Regions from separate parts of the Homo sapiens genome. Here region 1 is linked to region 2. A link is a contact called in ENCODE Hi-C or POLR2A ChIA-PET data. All regions are on one chromosome and are shown on one strand. The core of a region is the stretch at or near the end of the contact, and the rest is flanking DNA. Distances in the headings are between cores, read along the strand shown.

Region 1 (3,087 bases), core at 88-2,587, 1.3 Mb after region 2:
ACCACTGGAGGCGCTCTCCCTTCACTGCGGTTGGGTCAATGTGGACGTTTTCCACTCGGCCAGCTCCCCACGAGCACAGGAGGAGGGGGAGGGGAAGCGCAAAGGGGCCACCCACGCCAGCCAGGAGGTGAGGAGGGAGCCCGGGGCAGAATGCAGGCCAACAGACCCGCAGCAAAACTGCACCTTTTCCAAAGGAGCAACCCAGACGGGTAGACAAAAGCACCTCCTAAAAATATCTGGGTGCCAAGGCCTTTCCTTCCTCACCTCGAAGCCCAACCAACCCGATAAATCCACAACCCTGGCTCTCGGGTATATACCCGGCTCCTACTACGGGTGGGTGCCTAACTTCCGAGAATCCGTACGCTGGGCATCACACAGGGTGAAAGTGGGAGCCGGGAGCGGTGCACGTGTTCCCCGAAACCAAGACGGACAATAAGAACAAACCCGGGCTCCAAGGGCCGCCCCACCCTTCTCCCCGCGCTTCCAACCAGACGGGGCGCCATCGCCCCGAAGTCCGCAGACAAAGCGCCCTCGGGGCGGAGAGGAGGGACCAGCCCAAAGCATCTGGGGCTGCACACAAAAGAGGGAGGGGCGCGAGGGGCGGCGCGAAGCGAGAGGTCGCGGCACTCACCCACTGAGCCCGAGGAGCCCCTGCGCTTGGGCGCGGCCGGGGTGGAGGGGGGCGCGGCGGGAGCCGGGGCTGGCGGGGTCCACACGGGCTCTGCCTGGGGGCTCACGCTGGCCGGGGGAGGAGGGGGAGGCCGGGCCGGAGGCTCGTCGTCCTCAGGGAGCTTGGAGGGCGAGACTGCGGCAGCAGACAGCGGGGATGGCGCGGGCACGGTCGACGACACCGGGCTCGGGTCCCAAGACGGCTGCCGCTCCGGGGCGACGGGGGGAGCGGCCGGCAGGGGTCCCCGGGGCGCCGGCGGCACGAAGTCATTTCCGAAGTCCATCAGGGGCGCGCCGGCGGCAGGGGCGGTGGGCACTGGGGCCGCGGACAGCCCGGCGGCGGGCTTCCTCTCCAGCACCTCCAGCTCCTCCAGGTCTTCGTCCTCGTCCTCCTCTTCCTCCTCCTCTTCTTCCTCCTCGTCCTCGGGCTCCCTCACGAACTGGTACTTGAACGCGGGCTGCGGCCGGGGTGGGCTGTCCGAGGACGAGACCAGAGGAGACTGGTCCAGGTCTTCCATGGCTGGAGGGTGGAGATGATGCTGCAGCTGCTGCCGCCGCCGCCGGGGCCGCGTCTCAGAGCCGCGGGCGGTTGTGGGGGTTGGGGAGGACTGAGAGGGGCTGGGCCGACTGAGCCGAGGGACCTACTGTGGTGACGGCTCCCGGAACAATGAGACTGCTCCTCCTGCCTCCGCGCCGGTGATGCGCCACCCGCCCTGTCCCCACTTGCCGCCGCCGCCCAGATGAGCTAGGAGTGAGGCCAGCGGACTCTCCGCCCAGTTTGGCGTGACTCACCCTCCCCAGGGGAGGGCAGGGACTGGCGCGGGAGGGAGAGAGCCAATCGGCTACAGGATCGAGAAGATAGGCGACCAGCCGGGCCAACAGAAAGGGAAGGAGATGAAAGTGGGTGGGGACTACGGCACTTCCTCTCTCTTACCGGCTGGGATTGCGTTCAATGGGCGGGGCTGAGAGCTGGGAGCTCCACCCCCACTTTGGGTAACCGTGAGTTGGGGTGGGGTCTTGGCCTTGCCCGCAGCTGGCGTCCGTATGTCGTTAGAGCACTGGGAAAGGGGGCGGGCTGCTGGCTGGGAGGGGTCGGCGCGGTTTCTGGCGCGCCACCGGAAGGGCGTTATCCTGGGGGAACTGAGAGTGGAAACTTTCCTCCCGGGAAAGGAAGAAACCCGACTGGAGAAAGGTATTAGCGGGACTGGGAAGTGGGCCCTAAGGATTTTTAAAGATTTTTGAAATAAAAGATTATTTGTTCACTCAAAGTTCCAAACTACATCACTACTACTACCACCCTAAAATAAGAAAAAAATTGTTTTTTGACAGTTAGGCTCACTCAGTCTAAACCGCAGCCCCCGAAATTGGGAGGAAAACAGCTGTGCTGAATTAACTAGGGATCTGGGGCCGACCATTTGAAAGTCTGCTCTTCTTCCAAAGAGAGTTTGGGGCCTTGCCTGCTGGACTCTTACATGGTAAGAGAGTGAGTCACCCAAAGAGAGAGGCAGCGGGGAGACAGGAAAGTGGAAATACAAAGATGCCTTGGAAAGCTAATTTGGTTCACGTTACATTTCAGTCACCTTAGGTTCATGAGTCAACATTTCGGATGATTCAGGCTTTCTGGGAGTCAGGAAGCCCCATAGTCATTGGTTTGATATGCAGGAATAAGCATGATCCCCATTCCACTTTTTATGAGGCTGGAGAGTTTAAAGAGAGTAGTTGCAGAACATCTTTGTAAGAATCAGGATCCTTTTATCTTTCTGATTTACCTTTCAAAAATATTCACTGCATGCCTACTCTGGAGGCCCTGGAGAGAAGAGGATAACCTGCTTTCAAGTTGCTCAAAGTCTAAATCTGTGCTGTACCTGACAGGTACTGGCTACTTGTGGCTACTGATTGAACACTCGGAATGTATGTAGCTAGGCTGAAATTAGATGTGCTGTAAGTGTAAAATGCGCACTGGATTTCAAGAATTAGTACCTCCGAAATGTAAAATATCTCAGCTTTCCTGTTGACTGAATGTTGAAATTGATATTTTGGATATATTGGGATAAGTATAATATTATTAAATTAATTTTACTTGTTCCTTTTAAAGCAGCTTCTAGAGTTTTTTAAATACATAATGGCTCACATTATATTTCTTTTGGACAGTGCTAGTCTAGATTAATAATTAAGAAAGTTTGATTGCCATGGGGAATCACTGGCAAATTCTTAGCTCCAACTAATTTATATTACTGTGGCTTAATTTGGGTATTAAAAAAGAAAAGTAAGAGTTGGAGGGAGGGATAAATAGGTGGAACACAGAAGATTTTGGGGGCAGTGAAACTGTTCTGTATTATCCTGTAATGGTGGATACATAACATTATGCATTTGACAAAACCCACAGGACTATACAACAGAAAGAGTGAACCCTAATGT
Region 2 (3,199 bases), core at 295-2,794:
TAGTGCTTAGCACAGAATAAATGCTAAAAAAAAAAAAAATTGACTATTACTACTATAATAGTTTGCAATTATTTGTTTGTACAATCTCCCTGCCTAGACTGTGTGACCAAAGACAGAAACCCATTTATTTGGCATTTTACCAAGCCCAGGGGGGCCAGGCACAGTGGCTCAGGCCTGTAATCCCAGCACTTTGGAAGGCCGAGGAGGGCGGATCACCCGAGGTCAGGAGTTCGAGACCAGCCTGGCCAACGTGGTGAAACCCTGCCTCTACTAAAAATACAAAAATTAGGGTGTAGCGGCGCGCGCCTGTAATCCCAACTACTCGGAAGGCTGAGAAAAAGGAGAATCCCTTGAACTCCAGAGGCGGAGGTTGCAGTGAGCCAAGATTATGCCTCTGCACTCCAGCCTGGGTGACAGAGCGAGACTTTGTCTCAAAACAAACAACAACAACAAAAATCCCAGGAGTCTGGATCACATTAAGCATTAATAAGAAGTGCTGAATATAATTAGCGAATAACAATTCTGAAGAAAGTTATCTTCTTTGATACTATGGATTCCTGATGTTAAAAAAAAATTTTTAAGATAGAATATGGGACTGTCCTTCCTGCTTTTTGATTTGGTTCAAATCTGAGGAAGTGGGGGCGACCAGTCTTTAACAGATCTAGCAAGACTGTCGAGCTTTAGGGAATGGTAATTTCTCTAAAGCCAACACTCTATGTCCATTATATTGGAGATCAAAACAGACAATGGCATTTTTTCTAAAGAGGGGGAGGGAAAAACAAAACTTTTTGTCTAATTTGGGGATGCAGTCAGACGTGACTTAGTTCATAAACACACACATTCATCTGGCGCTAAACCTCACATAAGGAACCTTACCAGCTTCCTTGATAAAACAACACCCCAACACTTCAATCTAGAGATGGAGGGTAAAAATGTAGGGTTGTGATGTCTAGCTGCCCATTCCACGAGAGTCGCCCACCACGCCAAATTCGGAGGCTTGCGGTATTCACCTACGGGGAGATGGCGGGCTACCTCACCCCAGGTTTCCCCTAACACAGAGTTGCAGTCGCTGAACAAACTGCCCTGCGTTAGTCAGAAGCTGTTAAGTAACGAGATGGCCACGGTCCACAGCAGAAGAGATGGAGATAAGCCTCAAGCGGGAAAAATGAAGTGTACAAATGCCAAATGCGGAGAAAAAGAAGAAAAGCTGCAAGAAGGCAGGTCAGTCAGGAACACCGCCATTTCTCACATCTCATCGCTACTTCGAATTTTCTCATCTAAGGACCCGCACCCGCACGGTTCACACTGTCTTCTTCCCGCTATCACTCCGTGTGGGTCAAACCTCTGCCTGCCCACTGGAGAGCAGCGGGAATGGCTTCAGGAAGCGGCTGCCGCCTCCGAGACTCACCGACCTGCCGTGCTGCCACTTCTACACCGAAATGGCTGGTCCGAGGCCGCGTCTCCAGAGCTGCGTCCCAGAAGCCCCCGCTTTCGATCCCCACCGCGATGCTGCAGCCGTCCGAAAACGAGAGACGCGCAGGCGACGTCCCGGCCCCCGTAGGCGGACGGCTCCGCGACCCCCGGATGTTGATATGTCGTCTGCCCCGGAAACGGTGACAGGAGGCTCAAGGGGGCGGAGGCGGCGTTGCCGGGCTCTCCGGAAGGAGACGTGGCGGCGGTTGGGCCGGTGATACCCGGGCGCTTTATAGTCCCGCCGCCTCCTCCTCCACCTCCTCCTCCTCCTCCTCTCCTCCTGGAGCAGAGGAGGTTGTGGCGGTGGCTGGAGAAAGCGGCGGCGGAGGATGGAGGAAGGAGGCGGCGGCGTACGGAGTCTGGTCCCGGGCGGGCCGGTGTTACTGGTCCTCTGCGGCCTCCTGGAGGCGTCCGGCGGCGGCCGAGCCCTTCCTCAACTCAGCGATGACATCCCTTTCCGAGTCAACTGGCCCGGCACCGAGTTCTCTCTGGTCAGTGCCCTCACTAACCCCGCAGCCACCCCTCCTCCTGACACTAAGGGTTCGGCCTCTTCCCTCGGTTTTCTTTGCTTTTTCTCCCCAAGACCTTCTCTGCAGACTCTTACCTTCCCCAAGCCAAAGCTGCTTTTATGCAGCGTTCATTCATTCGTTCGTTCTCACGTTATGTGGATGCGTCCCCCTTGCTGAGCATTAGGGATCCAGCAATCACCTGCTCTCCACCTTTTCAATTCTGTCGCACTAGACCTTGCTTCCCAACATTCCCACCCTGCAGAAGCAGCTTTCGTAGAATAACGTCAGGTGCACTTACTCATCTTCCTTTCGGAAAATTAACTGTGGCTCTTACTTCACCAGCAGACTTCTTTCCTTCAGTATTACATGTCACCCTGCCCACACCACAGTACTTCAGACTCGAGTTCCCTCTCTCGTATTCGTTCTCCCTCAGTTGTATACACACACGGACATACGCAAACGCACAGCTCCAAGGGAACTTTTTCCTTTCCTAGTTGTTTCTGAGAGGGCTATTTGGCCTGTGAGATGTTAACGACCCTTTATGCAGAATATCCTTTACAGTTTTCATGTATTACGACTGTTATTTGAGTCCCCAGAACATGAGCTTCTATGTTGAGTTTTCCTGTAGTGAAGAACATTTGTAACCTCGCGGAAATGAAAATTCCCTCTTGGGGGAGTGGACCGCTGAAAAGTCTTCCTGTCCACGTGTACCTACTGCAGGCTAATAAATATTGTACTCTTATGACACTTACCATGTAGTAATTAACTCATTTACTTCAAATTGAAGTCCCGGAAAAAGCAAAATTTTTTTAAACTTTTTATTCCAATTACCTTCAAGCATTCAACTTGCAATACTTTATTATATTCTTTCATTACCATTTCATTGAAACAGTAAGTGACACTATGATGTCAAAACAAGATGTGTCAAGTTAATGGATGTTATTACCACATAGCTTTCTATTTGCAAGTGTTAGGGGTTTTTTGGTTTGGTTTGGTTTGGTTTGGGTTTTTCTGTTTTTGTTTGTTTTTTGAGACAGGGTCTCAGTCTGTTGCCCATTCTGAAGTGCAGTGGTACGGTCACCACTGGCTGCAGCCTCGACCTCCTGGGCTCAAGAGATCTCCTCAGCTTCCCAGTAGCTGGGACTATAGGGAAATCCCACCACTCCTGGCTAATTTTTTTTTTTTTTTCTAGAGGCAGGGTCTCACTATGTTGCCTA

Evidence for each region. Hi-C counts contacts between places; a loop is a spot of excess contacts on that map. ChIA-PET counts read pairs that join two places held with the same protein, here RNA polymerase II (POLR2A). Pooled maps may share reads with other maps.
Region 1: a loop to region 2 is called in a map of naive thymus-derived CD4-positive, alpha-beta T cell, with 18 times the contacts of the local background. The contact joins the promoter of RTN4 here to the promoter of ASB3 in region 2. A Hi-C loop is called at or near these places in 2 of 168 maps with a recorded cell type or tissue (both naive thymus-derived CD4-positive, alpha-beta T cell), 3 of 37 single-sample maps with no recorded cell type and 11 of 50 pooled maps. POLR2A ChIA-PET finds 5 or more read pairs at or near these places in 1 of 52 experiments (T-cell).

The regions. Positions count from the first base shown.
Region 1 is chr2:55,049,114-55,052,200 of GRCh38, forward strand. It overlaps RTN4 (reticulon 4), which reads right to left and starts at 1,338. Exons shown (of 9, transcript NM_020532.5): 1 at 632-1,338. The coding sequence starts at 1,187. RefSeq lists enhancers at 344-1,156, 1,119-1,168 and silencers at 659-778, 919-978.
Region 2 is chr2:53,785,409-53,788,607 of GRCh38, forward strand. It overlaps ASB3 (ankyrin repeat and SOCS box containing 3), which reads right to left and starts at 1,545. Exons shown (of 10, transcript NM_016115.5): 1 at 1,413-1,545. All of the region lies in intron 1 of GPR75-ASB3 (GPR75-ASB3 readthrough), which reads right to left. ERLEC1 (endoplasmic reticulum lectin 1) reads left to right here and starts at 1,636. Exons shown (of 14, transcript NM_015701.5): 1 at 1,636-1,964. The coding sequence starts at 1,803. RefSeq lists enhancers at 1,035-1,693, 1,209-1,628.